3 separate regions of the Mus musculus genome follow, and regions 2 and 3 are each linked to region 1. A link is a loop called in an ENCODE intact Hi-C map of the cell type or tissue named here. Cell type or tissue: heart. All regions are shown on one strand.

Region 1 (4,000 bases):
GTCTGTCTCTCTCCTCTCAGGTGCTTTCTCATTCTTTCATCCTACCCCTCTCTCATCATGTTATATAGCTCACAGTATCCACCCACTTTGTAGCCCCAATTGACCGGGAATTCATGATCTTCTACCTCAACCTCCCAAGTATGGGATTGCGCATCTAAGTCACCATGTCTGGCTTCAACAAAGGACTTTTATGGCAGGAGACTGAATTATAATAATGGAGAGACATGGGTCTCTATACAAACTATACAAAGTAGAGAATTTCTCTGAAACTTCACAGTATATGTTTACATTCAAATCCATAATGAGTTTCTAATTTAGAACAAAGTCAATAAAGATTTATAACTCTTTCCCCAGAATATTTCATTCCCAAGTTTTTCAATGTTTATTGACATTTACCATATAGTTTAGAGTTTCTCACCACAGCATTCCAGGTTTAAAAATATTCATGTGAGATTTGAGAACACTGTCTCAATAATTCCAGTTTAAGCCTTAATTTAAACCCAGGCATCCAAAACCCATGGGTTACATAGTTATCAATAACTAGAAATGAGCTGGTCATGTGGCTTAGTGGTAATGCTAGAGGGATAACAGTATAATATTATCAGCTAAGATAGTATGCAGTGTATTAATTGGCTCTCAACTATTCTACATGTTGTATTCCATCACTCTAAACTCACAAGTATACACCACACTCTCAAGTTAGTAATGTCCATTTAATGGGGAAAAATTCACAAAAATTTGTCATTTTAATGAAAATGCTTTAGAGAATGTTTTAAACATATAGTGTGAATTAACTCATAGAAAACGTCCTGCCTACATGCAAGATGTTTCAAACCAAACAGAATCAACTCAAGTGTGACTTACTGAGCTTCCTGGGGGCTGACTCCAAATAGCCTGTGACAGGCAGGATGCATCCCCTGCCTCAGTTTTTCAAATATGTTCTTTCAGCCAGTCTCATGCTTTACTTTACTTAAAAGAGCATGAGGAAACAAATCTGCCAGTCACATTGAGGACATGATAGCGCATGGTCAAACAGAAACACCTGAGGAGCAGCAGCAGCTTCCACTTAACTGTTCCAATGACTGGAATAAAAATCAACAACCCCCACACATTGCTCAGTGCTGTGAACGGTTTATGTTAGGCTGGTGGCTAAAATCGGCGAGAGATAACAAGAACCCTAAAGCTCTAAGTGAACGTAAGAGAGGGAGTGACACATGTCATTATCCAAAATATGTCTCTATAGCAACCAAGTGTGGAACAACAGGAAAGGGAAACATGGCAGGACATCTCAAACCCCATTAGATCTCCAAAAAGTAACAGGTCACCTGCAGCTACCTTTAGCTTGAAGTGTCAGGAGAATAAAGAAGAACCAACTCCACTGAGGAAAAAAACAGCCAGCGTGAAATGGACACTGTGTTCCTCCTATCTGGTGATCTGCAACTGCTGTGATGACTCACAGAGTAGCACAAAGGCAGCTTCGTGCTCTCTGAGGCACAAACGGCACGTCCGTCCAGGAAACAGCAACATCTTCTGCTTTCACTAAAACTTGGCCGAGCGCTTACAGCCTTGCACTTCCTGTTTTCTCCTTCTTTTAATCAGCTGAGAAAATGAATCTGTTCCTGCAATCCTCCATGACTCACCATGATGCTTTCAATTTCGAAGATTATCCTGAGATTCATCCCGGGCCAGTGTTTTCCTAGCCAAACTGTGAAGGGAACAGGGAGCATGGCCAGGGTCTCTCCAGCATCCTGGAATGGCAGTGGGTGGGGCTGGACCCCAAGACTGGTATTTTTGTTTCTCCTCTTTTCTTTGAAATGCTAGAAAGGAAAACCTCTCTTACCTACTCCTCCGCGTGTTTGTACATGCAGGTAGCCAGGCCTCAGGGTTGTGACCACTCAGTTCTGGAGTTAATCACTGACAATTGGACGAAGTAATTCTTCATGAATTTTACCCCAGTTGAGATTGAATCTTGCACTTTTATTTTTGGAATGATAATTATTTCTACCTTTCTTCTCTATTTTCAGCCTACCTGTTTAAGACAAAATAAAAGGGACCACACGGGATGTATGATTTTATTTAAGCAAGTTAAAACACTGGACCACCAAAGACTTGAACAGAGACAAAACCAGTAATAACAAAAGAAAACAAGCAAAACCTATTTGTCTTACTAACCTAAAGTCAAAGTACTTATGCTACTCATGATGAAACCTGACCCAAGAAAAGATTCTAAGAGGGAAGTCTCTGCTCTATGCATATTAAGGGCCACAGGAAGAAAGGGACCAACTCGCTTAGAAAACTGAATGAGAAGACTGTCTGAAGTAGCATAGACCACATTCTTTACGGAGATATGTGAAGCTGCTCTCAGCCTGGAGACAGACAACCTTTGGTTTCTTTTAAAACACCTGCTCCTCCCATCCTTCTCCCAGTCCTCTGGAACCCTGAGAGACAGGCCCAGTGTGGTTTTAACAGAAAAGTTGAATGGTGGTTAAATTCCCTCTCTCTATCTCTTTCTAGAAGCCATCTGGGAGGAAGCCACTGTGATTCTAGCCACTCCGAAATCTACCCAGGGACTCTCCTTTGGGTTGAGGTCTAGTACTTATTTAAAACAGTTAAAGTAAGTGACCACATTTAATCTGAGATTTTCGGATCCCTACAATCATGCCCTAGTGGAAGAGTAGACTTATTTTCATCATGGAGTTGAGCTCACCATTGGCAGAAAGTAGATGGCAGATGGTTGTGTTACCGTCATAGTGCCTTCAATCTAGATGGAAGCCACCATGTCACTTTGATGGTATCTTGACTAGTCGGCTTGCTGTCTAAATTAAAATAAAATATTTGCTGACAGATGAAGAGAACAGAAATGAGATTGGGAAAAACCGTAAGGCATAGGAATCTCCCCTTTCTATTTTACCTGGAGCAATACAGACCTTTCAGGTAGTTTCTTTCTTTCTTTTTTTAATTTATTTTTTTATTAGGTATTTTCCTCGTTTACATTTTCAATGCTATCCCAAAAGTTCCCCATACCCACCCCCCACTCCCCTACCCACCCACTCCCCCTTTTTGGCCCTGGGGTTCCCCTGTACTGGGGCATATAAAGTTTGCAAGTCCAATGGGCCTCTCTTTCCAGTGATGGCCGACTAGGCCATCTTTTGATACATATGCAGCTAGAACAAGAGCTCCGGGGTACTGCTTAGTTCATAATGTTGTTCCACGTATAGGGTTGCAGTTCCCTTTAGTTCCTTGGGTACTTTCTCTAGCTCCTCCATTGGGGGCCCTGTGATCCATTCAATAGCTGACTGTGAGCATCCACTTCTGTGTTTGCTAGGCCCCGGCATAGTCTCACAAGAGACAGCTACATCTGGGTCCTTTCAGCAAAATCTTGCTAGTGTATGCAATGGTGTCAGCGTTTGGAAGCTGATTATGGGATGGATCCCTGGATATGACAGTCTCTAGATGGTCCATCCTTTCGTCACAGCTCCAAACTTTGTATCTGCAACTCCTTCCATGGATGTTTTGTTCCCAATTCTAAGAAGGGGCACAGTGTCCACACTTTGGTCTTCGTTCTTCTTGAGTTTCATGCGTTTAGCAAATTGTATCTTATATCTTTGGTATCCTAAGTTTTTGGGCTAATATCCACTTAACAGTGAGTACATATTGTGTGAGTTCCTTTGTGATTGGGTTACCTCACTCAGGAAGATGCCCTCCAGGTCCATCCATTTGCCTAGGAATTTCATAAATTCATTTTTTAATAGCTGAGTAGTACTCCATTGTGTAAATGTACCACATTTTCTGTATCCATTCCTCTGTTGAGGGGCATCTGGGTTCTTTCCAGCTTCTGGCTATTATAAATAAGGCTGCTATGAACATAGTGGAGCATGTGTCCTTCTTACTGGTTGTTTATGAGCTATCACTTGTTAAGCTACTTTGTGAGATGTGTAGGAGTCCCACTCCCCTCTGCATCTACTTTACTCTTCCCCTCTAGTCTACTTTACCATAAATA
Region 2 (4,000 bases), 640 kb before region 1:
CTATCTGGAATCTAAGAACACTGGAAAAAGGCTTTAGCTATGTTAGAATACAATCTTAAAAGGCATTTACTATAAAGTAATACTATATAGAGTGCACGTGAATCTATACACTAGATTAATGTGGTGGAAATTTAAATATAATGGGTTAGGGAAAGAGATGCCATAACTCAGGGAGGAAAATTTCCCTGGACTCTTATCCTCGTGAAACAGCTTCCAGGCTTTTCGCCTGACAAACCGATCCAAACTGGAGAGTTGGCTTTCGCCAGAATATCCAGGAGGAGAGTCCTAGAAATTCATTTCTCACGAGCAGCTTTTTGGCATTTCTGCCTCACAAGCTGACTCCACCAGAGTGCCTGGCAACACAGACTTAGTTCAGAAACCATGGTAACTCAATCTCCCCAGACACTAAACTCTAAAATTTGATATTTTTAAAGGCTGGACTTATTTGCTCTATAGTGCATGCATATAAACATTGTTATATTGTGATATATACCCAAACATTGAATGATAATTATCCAGAAACTGACAAGTGATTTAATTATACATTTACTATAGACAGAGAAACAGTTCACAATACACTGTGAAGTTAAAAGAGGGCAGGGCAGGACTGGAGAGGTGGCTCAGTGACCAAGAGGACTGGCTGGTTTTTCAGAGGACCCAGGTTCAATTCCCAGTACCCACATGACAGCCCACCATCCTCTGACGTCATCCCTAGTGTATCTGATGCCCTCTTCCCACCTCTGTGGGCACTAAATGCACATGGCACACGGACATGCATACAGGCAAAACACCCATACACATAAAATAAAATACTATTAGTTGGTTTCTACTCATTTTTGAATAAATGAAAAAATACAATTATCATTAATTATCACCATATGCTATTTTTCCAGAATGTTTACATTATTATATTTCTGTGACATATACATATTGTTTTATCCAGTTTTAAAACATTAGCAAAATATATTATTAAAAATTGAGTGAAATTCACTCTATGAATATTAAATTAAAAGAATTTTTAATTTATTTTTAATCCTGGCTTTAAAAAAATGAAGCAGTTAATGGGTTTAACAAGGGAGTGTTGCAGTTACCCATGTGTGCCATCAGAGGGCGCCAAAACTGTCCGCTGATACTTAGCTGCAGAAATGATGTAGCTGGATCCCAAGGCATTTGTAGCTTAAAATGGGCAAAATTTCTCTGAATAGAGTAAGCGTTTGTTAGTGATATATTTTAGTACACTTTTTCAGTGTATAAAAATTTAACAGTACCGTTTCCCTAAAGGTGAGATTCTCAAAATTTCTGGAAATATGTAGACTAACACTTGACCCTGACTGTTCGATGATTTAAGTTACAGGGGAAGGTTCCAGACAAACAGTAATAAGGAATGTCTGTGGTGGCCAGTTGTGAATGGAGCGAACCAGTTTCCAGTGCAGTGCACTCTTCAGACAAGTCCGAGGTTCCCATGAGCTCGGGGAGGCTGAACCTGACTTATGACCCCCCTGTCCCGCGACCCTGAGCTGGAATGGAAGGTTCTTCCAAAGAAAGAGTGTGTCAGGCTCAGTATCCCCCATTACTAGGAGTCGTCTCTGGGGTCATCCTTGGTAGATTCCAGGGAGTTTCTCTGCACTTACTTCACACACACACTTCCAAGCATCTCTTTCAGTATTTTCCCAATACAGTGAGTTCCCAAGCAGAAAAGCCCAGGCATGTTGGAAATGCCTCTGGTAACCCACGGCACCTCAACCCCAGTATCTGAAATGGAACTTGAACCCAACTTGCTCCAAATGTCTATATACAAACATGTCTGTGCCTCCCATTCAGACCTTCCAGGGAAACCCAGGAGATAGCTTCTCTACTTGTGACTGACTTGTCCCCTCAGCTCCCTCCTTACTGTGAGATGATAGCTCTCCAAAAGGGATCCCCCTGCCTCTGGGGTAACCCTTATTCATTGTCCATGCCATGTTCGAGATGTGCTTGTGTTTAATTGCATCTTCGAAGAAAAATTTAAATTCTGGTATTATATAAAAGATTCTTCTTCATGTTCTATCCTTTGCCTGCTCAGAATAGTTTCTAGTTCAACTAACCTCCCCCAAAGTCTCTCTCTATATATCCCTGTCTGTCTCTTTGTGTATGTGTATGCATGTGTGTATGTGTATTCATGTATATGTATGTACTTTAAATTTTATTTTAAGTGTTTGAGTGTACTCTGACCCCCTGAATCCCTCTGCATGTATGTCTGTGTATCATAGGCATGCCTGGTCCATCTAGGACCTCTTATAGGGCACTGGACCATCTAGAACTGGTGTCACAAATGGTCATATGTTTTCCTGTATTATCTTACCACAGCACAAGGAGAACGTTTCTTTAAAATGTTTATTTTCATTATTATTTTACTTTACATGTAATGATGGTTCACTTTTACGTGTGTTTGTGCACCATGTGTGAACCTGGCACCAGTGAAGATTACAAGAGCAGGGCAGATTCCTGGAGTTACCGGTAATTGTGAACTACCATGCTGGTGGTGGGAATTGAACCTAGGTTTGATTACTGGGACCCAGTGGTAGGAAAATAGAACTTACCCCTTTAGGTTGCCCTCTGATCTCTAGTAGTGCACTGTGGATTTGTGGATTTGTGCAGCATGTATGTAAGGGTTGAGAGTTGGAGAGATAGCTCCGTGCACAAAGAGCTTGCCCAACAATCCAGAGGAGCTGAGCTCAGATCTCTATTGACCAAGTAAAGGCAGATGCAATAGTTTGTGTCTGCAGTCTCTCATTACTGTTATAATGAGTTGAGATGCAGAGACAGGAAAATTCTCCAAATTTTGAGACTCTCTCAAAAAGAGGCAAGCAGAGAACCAACACTCAAGGTTGTTTGCTGACCTCCACATCCTTTATAGCACACACTCACCCATATGCATATTCATGAACAAGCATACACATACCTACATAGATGGCAGAGTTGGGAGGCAGATTTGTTTGTATGTGTGTATGTGTAATGTATATGTGTGTACTATATATCATATATATATATATATATGTGAGATATATATAAAATATATATTATATATATATATTTATTTTTAAAACTTTAGTGAGAATAATCCATGCTAAGCTACTGAATTGCTTGTTGCTGTCTTAAAGGACAATGGGAACTTATCTTCTTAGGAGATGGCATGTCTACACAAGAGTAACACACATAGTGCTTTAAAGTATAAAGTCAGGTTACTCAGTCATATCTCCATAACTGCCTCATTCCTGCCCCATATCACCGAGCATACTCTTTGGCCCTTCTTTTGTCTGGGGATGAGGAGTTGGTAAAGTGCTTTCTTTATAAACGTGAGGGCCTGGGGTCATATTAACAACCTCAGGCAGATCCTTGGAGCCTGTTCATCAGCCCCTAACCTACACACCAAGTTCCAGGTCAGTGAAAGGCTCTATCTCAAAAGAAGCAAACAGAATCCCTCTTTTCTGCCCATCCTGTTTTCTTGGTGATAAGTGTTTCTCTCCATGCCCCCCCCCACAATTTCCTTTATTTCAATTTTTCTTTTGTTTTTATGTTTCTTTGATTGACTCAATTTCCTCTTTTCATACCTCTCTCTCACTGGCTTAGCATGCTGTGAACTATAGTAACTACAGAATGAAGGATCTAGTAATATCTATGACACCCCTGTTTATGTTGTTTCACAAATGAGTTTCCAAACTCTGAATATTCACACCTACTTCTATTGAATTTCAAAGAGACAAAAATGCATTCAGGTTATTTTTCACTGTAGTGTCCTTTGTCTAATATAACATATGTATGTAATTAATATTATTATATTAGTTATAGTAACTCTTACTAGTAACACTGTATTTTATATTCTATTCTACATGCTACATCATATATAATCAATATATTATATATAATATATTAATTATTACTTATATTATTTTATATATCACATGTCATATATTATATCATATATTATATTATATGCTATATGTTATCTGTTATATATTAT
Region 3 (4,000 bases), 310 kb before region 1:
GGAGATTAATCCCAATTTTGAGATAGTCATAAAGTTAGGTTATTCAACTTTAATCTGTTTTTTTTTCTTCTTCTTCCACATTTGCTTGCAGTTGCAATGCCTCAAATATTAGTATCTTTCTGTCTATCCATCTCCAGTGCTGATGTTAGCGGGTGGGAGCCAAATGAACAGCTTTTGTGATGCAGAGATCTCCATGCAAGGGGGGACAGGTTGACCCAGTGAGGACTTACGGAATGTTTGTTTTCTTTTTCTTTTTTAGGACAGTTGAGTCCACACTGATTTTTGCAGGCTCTGGACACTTTGCTGAGATAGGAACCTTCTGTTCCTCAGCGGGCTGGAGAAGGTCTCTGTTGGAATAGCGCCCAAGGCTTTTTTTAGTAATCTGGTGCAGAACCCTGTCCCCTGGCTTTTGACTTTTATCCCCTCCATTGGTAATTTTTCCAGGTGTTCCTTTGACTTGGTTCAGGTGGCCTGAGTGTCACTACAGCGTGGTTTTCCCTTAAGCGAATTGACCTGCTTCTGGCTTTTCCATTGCTTCTGCCTTCACACAAATGTAATGATGACCACATTAGTAATGTGTTAACACTTGCTACTTCCCAGCATCAGGGACTGTTTAGAGCATGTTTTCTTAGGTGTTTCTAATAGGTGTAAAATAGAGCAAAGGCTGTTTTGAGAGACATTTTATCAGACTTTTAAATTTTTGGCATTTTAATTTTTAAAAATTTCCTAGGCCAGATAGCACAAAACAGAACGGGATTATTCAGTTTTATAATTAGATTTTTTTCTGACATCTGACTGTTCAGATTGAAGAGCAAACCTCACACGAATGCAGCAGCTCTCAAGAGTTTGTCCTTTTTATTTGATGTTTCTCCCACTGTGATTTTTTTTTTAAGGTTTCTTTTATGTATATGGATATTTTGCCTGCATGTATGTCGGTGTACCATATGCGTTTCTGGTGCCATGGAGGCCAGAAGAGGGCATCAGATCCTTGAGAAATGGAGTTTCAGATGGTGGAGAGCATGAGTGTATGTGGTAGGAATTGAACCTGGGACCTCAGGAAGAATAGTCAGTGCTCTTGGCCATTGAGCCAGCTCTCCGGCAGCCCTCCCACTTTAATTTTTAGTGAAATATTTTAAACAAGGAAACCATACAGATTTCAGTATGGCTGAGATCATTTATGAAGATACAGTGACATAATCCTGCTTGAATAGAAAGGTACTACTCGGAGAGAATAAACACAATCAACTTCTTAAACTAATTATGCCTCATAACAGGAAGGAATGTTTTCCCACATCCTCTAAGTATGAAGTGTCCCTTGTACAAAATTCCGTAGTAGCTGAGATCAGTCTTGAAAGGTTGAGGGTACACAAATACTACTGCAGTAGGTGCATTCTGCATCCCGCCGGAGGATGTGTCTGGTCCTCACATATCCTTGGAAGTAAATGTTTTCAGATTAGCCTTCAGCATGAGTCTGAGGAAAAAAAAAACCCGAAAACTCCAACAACATCAAACCTTTTAAGAAAGAAAGAGGCAGGGGAGAGAGAGGGAGAGAGAGGAGGAGTTAAAAATTTTAGAGCCTCTTGTATAGCTGTTTCTCCACACTTTTTTTTTAAGATTTATTTATTTGTTTCATGTATGTGCACATACTAATGCTGTCTTCAGACACACCAGAAGAGGGCATCAGATCCCCATTACAGATGGTTGTGAGCCACCATTCACACATGTTTTAATGACTCCTTTGAAAAACCATTTTTGGGAAGCTGCATTATAGACTAATATTTATCTTCTAGCCACAGGAATTGTAGCTAGCAGGAAGACAACCTAAGAACACTTGTCCAGGGTTATGTGCTAAGACATGTCTTTCTCTCTTCCTTTCTTAAGATAACTGGTGGTCTCAGGCATGCCCCAAATATTTCATGAAGCTGGTAACCCTGTATAAAGGTGCCGTCCTTTACCTCCTAAGGGGAAGGAAGACATTCCTAATCCCGGTACTGTTTAACAACTACATGACTGCAACCCTCAAGCTTCTGGAGAAGTTGTACAAGGTATCCCTGGGGGATGGAGAGTGAGGGTGTGGAGGGATGCAGGATTCTGCCGGGGCTTTCTCTCGGAGATTTTCCAATTCTTGGGTTTTAGTTCTTCTTCTTTGTTCTTCACCAGGTAAATCTTAAGGTGAAGCATGTGGAATACGATAAGTTTTATATCCCTGAGATTTCTAGTCTTGTGGACATTCAGGAAGACTACCTCATGTGGTTTTTGCATCAATCTGGGATGGTAAGAATTTCCTGTAAAGCATATTTTAAGGCTTTAGCCTTTTTTGTTTGTTTGTTTGTTTGTGTTTGAATCGTGCACTTGAGCCATACACCTTGCCTTTGGCTTGAATGCTGCTAACACACCTATCTATTTCACTCAGTTGACTTTGGAATTCTTGAAACTTGGAAGTATTTTAGGTAACCATAAGCGTCATAAGTTTCATCGGGTATGTGGGGCTAGGGTTGTAACTTAGTGGTAGACTTCTTGCTTAGCATGCTCAGGGCTCTAGGTTTTATCCTGAGTACTATATTTAAAAAGGAAGGAAGGAAGGAAGGAAGGAAGGAAGGAAGGAAGGAAGGAAGGAAGGAAGGAAGGTAGGTAGGTAAATCCAAGTATCTAAAGCAGTCAGATTGGTAAACGCAGACAGTGGCTGGTTGGCAGAGGCGGTCTGGAGGCACTGGGAAACTCCAGTTGTTTTTAATGCATTTTAGGTTCCAGGTCACCATGCTGAGATAGTTCTAGAATTCTGTTGTACAACAGTGTGGCTGTTTCAGGGGCTCTTGTTCATCTATCAATCTATTTATTTATTTATTTAAGCATTTTACTTTATGTGTTTGAGTGTTTTATTTGGATGTAGGTCTGTGTACCATATGCATGTTTGGTACCTGCAGAAGCCAGGCGAGGCCATTTAAGCTCTTAGAACTGGAGTTACAGACTACTGTGAGCTGCTATGTGGGTGCTGAGATCAAACCTGGGTCTTGTACTCTTTAATTTACTGAGCCTTCTCTGTAAGCCCTTGTTTCATGTATCCAGGGTAGCTTCCGACTCCCATAGCCAAAGATGACCTTGATCCTACTGCCCCTCACCTCCTCCCAAGTTCTGCGATTATTAGTGTGTGCTTCCACACCTGTATTTTATGCACTGCTGGGTATCATACGGAGGACTTTGTTCAGCTAGACCAGCACCCACCTAGTGAACTGTGTCTCTAGTCCAAGGAAATATTCTCAATATTGCTGATTCATACAATTGAAATTAGGGAGAATGACATATATTTATACTGTTTACTTACTTTTTTGAGCCTCAAATTAAAAATCAAGACATTAATATATAAACTTTAAGTATTTGTTGGGTCTTGGGAGATCCGGCACATAACTGGCTTCCAGAAGTCCCTAGCTGGCTAGTGCAAAAACGTCTTTGAGATGATGCTCTGTGTGCCACATCCCCACTGATTTATCCCTGACACTTAGGGTCATTGGATGTTCGTTTTCTAACAGATAGCCTATTTCACTCTTATTAGGTCAACTTTCCAGACCTTGTGGCCATCTCTTACTGAAGATAGCTCAAATACAAATGTCATACATTCCTGTCCCAACTCTGATGATGTTTGACACAGAACTCAAAGGTCTGTGGATTCTTGCCTACCACCTTAGGCATGGCAGCAGTTGCTCAGCGATAGCAGAATGGCCTGGATATATGCAAGGGATTTAGGATTTATGCAAATCTGAATATCAGAAAACAAGTGGTCATTTGGTACTTGTGTTTAATCCAGCTGGTGCAGCAAATGCATCTGAAATGAGTGTTTGCTAGTCTCACATATTCATTACTAGCATTAGGGTGGCATTTTTTTTAATGTATGGATTTTAGCTCTGCAGTTGTCTCTTAAGGCAAAATATTTATATAAGTGTATTTAAATAAATAGCCAAGTTAGTTTTCCTTGTTAGATGATAGATGATTAAAGTAATAGAGA

Evidence for each region. Hi-C counts contacts between places; a loop is a spot of excess contacts. Peaks named below come from ENCODE experiments on the same cell type or tissue, not always from the same donor. Only the 100,000 strongest peaks of a DNase experiment are listed, where the experiment ranks them.
Region 2: a loop joins it to region 1, with 7 times the contacts of the local background. A loop is called at or near these places in 5 of 42 quality-filtered maps.
Region 3: a loop joins it to region 1, with 4 times the contacts of the local background. A loop is called at or near these places in 8 of 42 quality-filtered maps.

What each region holds. Positions count from the first base shown.
Region 1 is chr6:59,183,980-59,187,979 of GRCm38, forward strand. No RefSeq gene overlaps it. Among named protein-coding and RNA genes, the nearest start is that of Tigd2, 23 kb to the right of the region's middle. In heart, no CTCF peak of the experiment used is centred here; a DNase peak (open chromatin) is centred at 1,532.
Region 2 is chr6:58,545,892-58,549,891 of GRCm38, forward strand. All of the region lies in intron 2 of Gm45943 (a long non-coding RNA gene), which reads right to left. Among named protein-coding and RNA genes, the nearest start is that of Gm35077, 14 kb to the left of the region's middle. In heart, no CTCF peak of the experiment used is centred here; no DNase peak of the experiment used is centred here.
Region 3 is chr6:58,874,608-58,878,607 of GRCm38, forward strand. It overlaps Herc3 (hect domain and RLD 3), which reads left to right. Exons shown (of 26, transcript NM_001361966.1): 15 at 1,882-2,045; 16 at 2,161-2,274. Among named protein-coding and RNA genes, the nearest start is that of Nap1l5, 31 kb to the right of the region's middle. In heart, CTCF peaks have their summits at 961 (motif pointing right) and 1,651 (motif pointing right); no DNase peak of the experiment used is centred here.